3 separate regions of the Mus musculus genome follow, and all the other regions are linked to region 1. A link is a loop called in an ENCODE intact Hi-C map of the cell type or tissue named here. Cell type or tissue: gastrocnemius. All regions are shown on one strand.

Region 1 (2,500 bases):
TTTCCCCTCCTCGGATCTAAAAATCAAGGCCAACTAAACTTAGTTCCTCTCTTACCTACTTTCAAAGTTCCTTCATGCCCAGTGAAGGAAAACCAGCAGCCACACTGGATGGAGAGCAACCTCTGAATGTACATAAGTAACTATTCTCAGAATCCAGATAAAACAGGCCAGAGCACTACATTCCTAAAGAATGTAGCCTTACTCTAGAACTTAAAACCTACATTAACCAGCACGTAAAAGCAAACCTGTGATTCGTGTTTATAGCTGTAGAATCCCATGGTTCTGGGGCACTGTGAGGCAGACGGTGTGTTTGATTTCATACAGCCTGTCATTTACATACTGAACTCACAATACCTAAACACGACTCTATCATAGACTGTTCTGTGTATGCGTGCACATTCATGTGTTGGTTAGAGTGGGCATGTGCATGCTTTAACACATGGAGGTCAGATACCACCTTAGGTGTCAGTCTTCACTTCCTACCTCATTTGACACAAGATGTCTGTGTTGTTTCTCCACTGTGCATGCCAGCTTGCCCGTGTCTGAGGATTCCTTTGTCTCTCCACCGTCCCATGTCCCTGTAGGATGCTGCTATTGCAGACTCTTTGCTTCCTGTCTAACTAGTACATGGGGTCTAAGGATGTGAACTCAGTACCTCAGAGCTAAGGTAAAAATAAAGCGCTTTACGTCCTGAGCCATGTTCTAGGCTTCCCACTGGCATTTAAAGTGAGCTTTGGAATGGCTGTCTTATCATTTGTTTTTCCTTTCATATAGGCAACATTATATGTAGGAAAATACTTTGTAGGTAGACATACGGAGTTTGAATCCCAAGTTGTTCTCAAGTTATGTTTCCTACTCCTGAGCATAGCCTCCCTCATCTGTAACCGTGGATCTGACTGACCCACAGCTGTGATACAGAACACACAGCGACAGACTCTCAGCCTTTGGATGCACTTCCTTCTGATTACTCTTTAAAGGGTAGCGGAGGACGCCTTCATTCCCGCCACGCAGCAGACAGAGGCAGGTGGCCAGCCTGGCACACAAAGTCAGTTCTGTTCCGGAGAAACCAATCTCAGAAAAGAAAAACAAACAAAAGAAAACAATAAAAAAAAAAAAAAAGGTAAGGCTATTAAAGCCCCAACTTTTCCATCAGAGTCTTTGTATACATGAGCTCATGTGTCAAGGAAACAGACAATACACAAGGCGATTGTCTTCTTCACCTTTGGGATGATCCAAGTGGTTAAGGAAGCATTTGGGCCATGCATAGAAGCCCTCCCTGTAATCCTAGCACTCAGAGGACACTACAAGTTCAAGGTCAGGCTGGTGTATAGATTACATAAAACAAGCTCCACACCAGCCAGGGTTGCAGAGAAAAACCCTGTCTTAAAGAAAACATTTGAATGAGCCAAGAACACTCGGCTGAGGACTCTGAAGCAGGAACGTACTGGATACCAGCAAACTGTAAAGCTGCCCGTGTGACCAGGGCCTAACCCAAAGCCCAAACCTCCCTGTACCCCCTGCATGCCACAAGGTAAGGTAGGAAAGCCAAGCAGGTATCTACATCCAGCTCTAACATCAGACAAAAGAAACCTCTGTCTGACTCCTGCTCAGGCTATGCCAGAGGACCGTGACTTAGAAAACTCCATTTATTGATCCTTAAAACCCAACACAAAACTTTATGCACAAGTTTCACAGGCCCTTGACTTTGCGGCCACGGCAGTGTTCACTGAAGTCAGCTTGCTTCTGTCTCTTTGGCCTCTGACTCTGCTTTCTGAGACGCTAAGAGGACCTCTCGTGCTCTCCTCCTCCGTAGTCTCTCAGCATTGGTGATCATCATTGGATGAAGGGGGAAAAAGCCAGACAGACCTAAAAGCAACAGGATTCTCATTATAATGTAGCTCACATGTAGTTTCCCAAGAGTCTGCTTCCCAGAACTGAAACCCAACACCTGACCAACAGCATAGGCAAGAAATAGGCTCCTGGCTTGCTAAGCTCACTGTCTACTTCCTAACACCGTTCTCCTCACTAATAAACAAACAAACAAACAAACAAACTGACAGGCAGGTATCCACGACACAGTTGTCCCATTTTTTTTGCACAAAATCCCAGTCACTTGGAGTGTTCTAAAGGAGACCATAAAGGGGGTCTCCAGATTAAAAAACGGCAGTTACACTACTTCACCCTCCACTCCTGTCCAGAGCAGCTTGGATGGAATAGAAACCATTCTTCTTTTCCATCCTCACAGAGTTGACCACAGTATAACATCTGTTAAATTATCTAAGCTCAGGGCTGGTTTACCTAGAAGTTTCTCCATAGGCTTAGAGAGGTGAGCCCCACAGCCAATCCAATGCCGGATACGGTCCAGGTTGAGGGCAACTAGTTTTTCTCCGTGACTGTTGGGTAGTGGATCATAGGAGCCCAACTGCTCCACAAATCGGCCATCCCTGGGGCACTTGTTGTGAGCAGCCACAATGCGGTAAAAAGGCCGGTTGGTGCAGCC
Region 2 (2,500 bases), 270 kb after region 1:
TACTCTCAACCTGTGGGTCCTGACCCCCATGGGGGGTCAAACAACCCTTTCATAGGGGTCAATGTCAGATATCTCAAATATAGATATTTACATTATAATTCATAACAGTAGCAAAATTACAGTTATGAAGTAGCAACAAAAATAATTTTATGATGCCAAGCATGGTGGGTGGTGCACACCTTTAATCCTAGCACTTGAGAGGTAGAGACAGGTAGATCCCTGAGTTCCAGGCTAGCCTGGTCTACAAAGTGAGTTCCAAGACAGCCAAGGCTACACAGAGAAACCCTGTCTCAAAATAATAATAATAATAATAATAATAATAATAATAATAATAATAATAATTACTACTACTACTACTACTAATAATAATAATAATAGGGGCTGGAGAGATGGCTTAGTGGTTAAGAGCACTGAATGCTCTTCCAGAGGTCTTGAGTTCAATTCCCAGCAACCACATGATGGCTCACAACCATCTGCAATGGGGTCTGATGCCCTCTTCTGGTGTGTCCAAGGAGAGCAATGGTGTACTCATATACATACTATAAATAAATTTTTAAAATGATGATGATAGCAGTAATTTTATGGTTGCAGGTCAACACAACATGAGGTACTGTATTCAAAGGTCACAGCATTAGGAAGGGTGAGAGCTGAAGCAATACCCTGGATCCTCCCTCATCTCCCACTCATGTCCTGAAACCAGCTTGCTCCTGTACCTTTTACTCTTATACGGCTGCCTAAGGAATTGGCTTTTGGGGGTGGGTGGGCATGGGTGTAATTTAGTAAACATATGAAACTATAGGTTTCTTGAGCCCAGCATAGTGATGTATGCCTTTAATCTCAACACCCCTAAAGCACCGGCAGGTGGATCTCTTAAGTCCCAGAGCTATACAGGAAAACCTTGTCTCAAAAATCCTTATGACATTTTTACACATGTGCCATTGGATTGTTCACACTCACACTCACAACCCTTCCTTGCTCCCATTCTTCACAGGAAGCAGCTTCTGAGGCTTCCAGAATGAGCCCTGCCCTCTGTGAACTCCCTGATCTATCCCCATCTTCCTGGCCACACCCTTCTTCCACCCTATTCTTGCCTTATTTATACTGGGGGCTGAAAGTCCTCCCCACACACACAGCAGATGGCTGCTGCCCAGATATATCATCTTTGGCACATTTCCTCCTAAACCAAGGAAACGGGGGAAAAAAACATAAGTAGTGAAAGGTAACTTGTTATTACTACTACAATCAATCCTGTCCAAAAGGAAAAAAACAAACAAACAAAAAAACCCTTAAGGTCTGATCTCCTATGACCAAATACCAGAAGTAAAATATATAAAGACATGCTATTGAGCCTATGATGTCTTAGACCTTTCTTTGGAATTCTTAGACTGCACTTGGGAGCATCTGGTCATTGCCACAAATATGCCCCCTGCTGGTAAGTTAAGTAGTGACACTTTCCTTCTCCATCTTTCCAGTCAGTCCCCAAATTCTTTAGTCTCACTCCACACTCTCTCTGTCTGCCACTCATACCTGCCACTGTATTCCTATCTTGTGATCCCCAGAGAATGATTAACATAGCTACTTCCTCTGGGAGCCAGGAAATGCCCATGACAAAGGGATCAGGGAGCCTTTCCCATTACTCTGAGTAATGAGCTTCTGAAGAAGGAGAGGCTCTCCGTGGAGAGACTGCAGGATGAGGTAACCAGAGGAGTGATGAGGGAGATGAGATCAAAGCAAGACCATTGGCAGGGCAGGAGGGGAGGCCAGGAAGAGAGGCAAGGAGCTTGGATCAGATGAGCACAATGGGCTAGAAAAGACCATAAAGAAGTCAGGACTGGGTATAAAACCAGAAGAGATGACAGACGCAGACAGTGTGGTGTGGGCATACGTTTATTCTTGTGCACAAACCAAAGAATTATGACACCCAATACTGCAAAATACTGCAAAGGAAAAGATTGGTTTCCAGGTCAAACAGCAAGCATGGCTGGTGGTGGTCTTCACGGAAGGACAGTCCTTGCCCTTCTGGGATCAGACATGAGGGCCTGAATCTGCAAAGCACTGGGCTTATACGGGTAGGGTAGAAAAGACCCATCCTTGCCCTTCTGGCCTTGAACTCAGAAATCCGCCTGCCTCTGCCTCTCAAGTGCTGGAATTAAAGGCGTGAGCCACCACCACCTGGCTACATAGTTTCTTGTTAGCCAACTTTCCTCTCTCCTTGGTCACTTTCACTCATTCCAGCCTTGTTCCTGGCTTTTGCCTTGCTCTCCCCGCCATCCACTCTGGCTCTCTTCACCATCCTTTCTGTCTTACACTCATTAAGCAGTTCAGAAGAAAATTTCTTTTTTACTTTCTGGATTCTGATGTGCTCAGCACAGGGCCCTGGTTGCTAACTTCCTGTAATCCAAGGAAATAGAATTCTTAGTTTTATTATGGGTCTAGCTTGTATAACTCAGGCCCATGAAATTGTCCCTGTCTCCCAGTCTTGTCAGACACGTTGATTTCA
Region 3 (2,500 bases), 160 kb after region 1:
GACTTCTGGAAGAGCAGTCAGTGCTCTTACCCGCTCTTACTCCAGTCCTATTTAGTTCATTCTAATGCTTAACCCAACCACATATGTCATGCTTTAAGAACCTAAAGTGCAGATTGAAAACAGAAAAAACACAGGTGGGCAGTGGTGGCGTACACCTTTGATTGGGCTCTTAAGAAGCAGAGGCAGGCATATCTCTGAGTTCCAGACCAGCCTACTTTCCAAGTTCCTGGCTAAGACTACGCAAAAAAGCCCTATCTCGAAAAACCAGCACACATACATACATACATACATACACACACACACACACACACGAGAAAAGGGTTTGTTTTAAAATATTTTAATGGCAAACCATGGTCACAATTCAAAGCAAAGCTAGCAGTATTTAAACACTGTGCCAGTCTATACTTGAGACACTGAATTTGAAAATTAAAATAACTTTAAAAATGAGCATAATCTAAATGACGAAATCTTCATTTTACGATTTCTGCTTATTGACTGCAAAATAAAGAAAAATAATTTCAGTTCTTAATATTCTTAATCCATAGTATTAGTGTGGTAGATGGGCTCTCTCTGAGAGCCTGGACTTTTAAGGAACTTTCAACTGCCTCTCAATTTAATTTAAATAAATCTGTTTATCTGTACACACACGTCCTCCCTGGCTCAGAAGAATTTCACTTTTCCTTCTAAAGAGTAAGTCGTGTGTTTAGAGGCGGCTTGTAAAACCCTTTCTGTTAAGTGTACCACTTCCTATACATGGGACTTTTTTGCCTCCTCTTTGTAAGATGGCTTTTTCCCCTGCCCCGCAGCTACGTCTGGGTTCCTAGGTCACCCCGGGATCCTTCATCCTGGTCCAGTCCCATACGGTTTTCCCGATTTCCGCGCGGGGTGGCATCTGAGGGCCGAGCGCAAACCCCCTGCGGCTGGCGCTAGCTAGGCGTTGTCACCCGGGAGCAGGCGTGGGCCAGAACGCGGGCGAGTCCAACGGCGTGCGGCTAAGGGGTTCCGGGGCCCCTCGGTGCGCCCGGGCAAGCCGGGAGTGCAGCTGTCGAGGAGCCGGAAGCTCTTAACGCGGGCGCCGCGCCGACCACAGGCAAAGCAGGAAAGAAAGGGGCTCACTGCGGCGGACGGCCCTGAGCCCGCGTTAGCGACAGCCCGCGCACGACGCCCGCCCGGGCCTGCAGGGCGAGCGGGAGACCGAGGAGCAGCCTACGCCTCGGCCCGGCCCAGCGGGGACCCGCCCAGGGGCCACTCCCCAAGGGAGGCAGCCAGTCACTCGCCCGCCCCGCCAGGCCCGCTCCTGAGGGGACGGACTCCCGCCCGCCCTCACACCGCGCCTCACGCCAGGCCCCCAGGCTTCGGGTACCTCTCACCTTTGACGACGCGGTCGGCCCCGAGAGGGGGCGGTGGGGGCGGGGGCGGGGGCGGCGCGGCCCGGGCCGGCTCCGGGGCGGCCATGCTGGGCCCGGGGCTCGGCTAGGTGCCGGGACGGGCGGGGTTGGGGGCGGGGGCGGCGGCTACCAGAGCCAAGCGGCGGCGCCGCCGGGGAACATGGCGGACCCTCTTTCCCTTCAGAGGGGCTAAGACCGTCATGCATCGCGCGTGCAGGGGCGGGGGCGGGACAAGCTCCAGGGACTTGAGCAAAATTACCGAGGCTACTACAGAAACGGAAACAGTCCAAGGGATCAGGTGAAAATTCCGTACATGCAGAAAGACAAACCAGTAAAGAGAGGTTGCAGATTAAACTGAGGGGCTGTTGATAAAATGCAAGGGGAAAAAAGGACGGTTTTTTGGCCGCTTTGGAGCCCAGGAAAATGAAGAGGTGTAATTTGATCTCAGAATTTCCCAGGCCTAGACAAATATATGACAATTTATCTACAAAATCTAAGTGATAATACTATGGCCAGAGAGAAAAATGAAAGAAGCATCAGGGAATCTATAGAGTGGCATTATCATTTAAAATGAAATTTTCCCTTTAATACCAGACCTCAGGAGGCAGGGGAAGGCAGAACTCTGTAAGTTCAAGTCTAGCTAGGTCTAACCACTCAGGGCAACAAAGTGAGACTGTCTCAACAAAACGGGGCCCTAGAGAGTTGCATAGAATTCGAACTCTTGCTTTGAGAGTTTGGAAAAGTCCAAAGGCACATAAATTCAGCTGGAAAAGTCTAAGCACCACGATTTAAGAACCAAAATGGATCAAGGGAAGTAGGGAATGACACCAAGAGGTGTCCTGAGAACCTGTAAGATTCCCCTGGAAAGCCATTGCCTCTCTCGTAATTCACTGAGCAAATAAATTTGAAGGCAGAGAGATGGTTCAATGGATAAAGGTGCTTGCAGCCAAGGACTGTGATTTAAGTTCCTTAGGACTAATCCCCATGGCCGAAGGAGACAATGGAAAGAAGGAATTAGACTCCTTCTAGTCTGACATCTACTAAAACTTGTAAATAAAGAAATGAAATAGAAAAAAATGGAAAGCAGAGACTAAGTAGGTAGAAAATAGGAA

Evidence for each region. Peaks named below come from ENCODE experiments on the same cell type or tissue, not always from the same donor. Only the 100,000 strongest peaks of a DNase experiment are listed, where the experiment ranks them.
Region 2: it touches region 1 in a loop (4-fold over the local background); 17 of 42 quality-filtered maps call a loop at or near these places.
Region 3: a loop joins it to region 1, with 3.0 times the contacts of the local background. A loop is called at or near these places in 9 of 42 quality-filtered maps.

What each region holds. Positions count from the first base shown.
Region 1 is chr14:20,389,595-20,392,094 of GRCm38, forward strand. Mrps16 (mitochondrial ribosomal protein S16) reads right to left here. Exons shown (of 3, transcript NM_025440.3): 2 at 2,299-2,500; 3 at 1,628-1,866. The coding sequence ends at 1,733. Among named protein-coding and RNA genes, the nearest start is that of Dnajc9, 1.9 kb to the left of the region's middle. In gastrocnemius, no CTCF peak of the experiment used is centred here; DNase peaks (open chromatin) are centred at 957 and 2,450; H3K4me3 peaks cover 102 bases; H3K27ac peaks cover 250 bases.
Region 2 is chr14:20,657,076-20,659,575 of GRCm38, forward strand. It overlaps Synpo2l (synaptopodin 2-like), which reads right to left. Exons shown (of 4, transcript NM_001310431.1): 4 at 1,873-2,500. Among named protein-coding and RNA genes, the nearest start is that of Myoz1, 1.8 kb to the left of the region's middle. In gastrocnemius, CTCF peaks have their summits at 499 (motif pointing left) and 1,437 (motif pointing left); a DNase peak (open chromatin) is centred at 1,441; H3K4me3 peaks cover 210 bases; H3K27ac peaks cover 2,159 bases.
Region 3 is chr14:20,544,986-20,547,485 of GRCm38, forward strand. Ppp3cb (protein phosphatase 3, catalytic subunit, beta isoform) reads right to left here and starts at 1,588. Exons shown (of 14, transcript NM_008914.3): 1 at 1,371-1,588. The coding sequence starts at 1,455. 1810062O18Rik (RIKEN cDNA 1810062O18 gene) reads left to right here and starts at 1,308. Exons shown (of 6, transcript NR_033571.1): 1 at 1,308-1,359. In gastrocnemius, no CTCF peak of the experiment used is centred here; DNase peaks (open chromatin) are centred at 1,245 and 1,551; H3K4me3 peaks cover 2,265 bases; H3K27ac peaks cover 2,417 bases.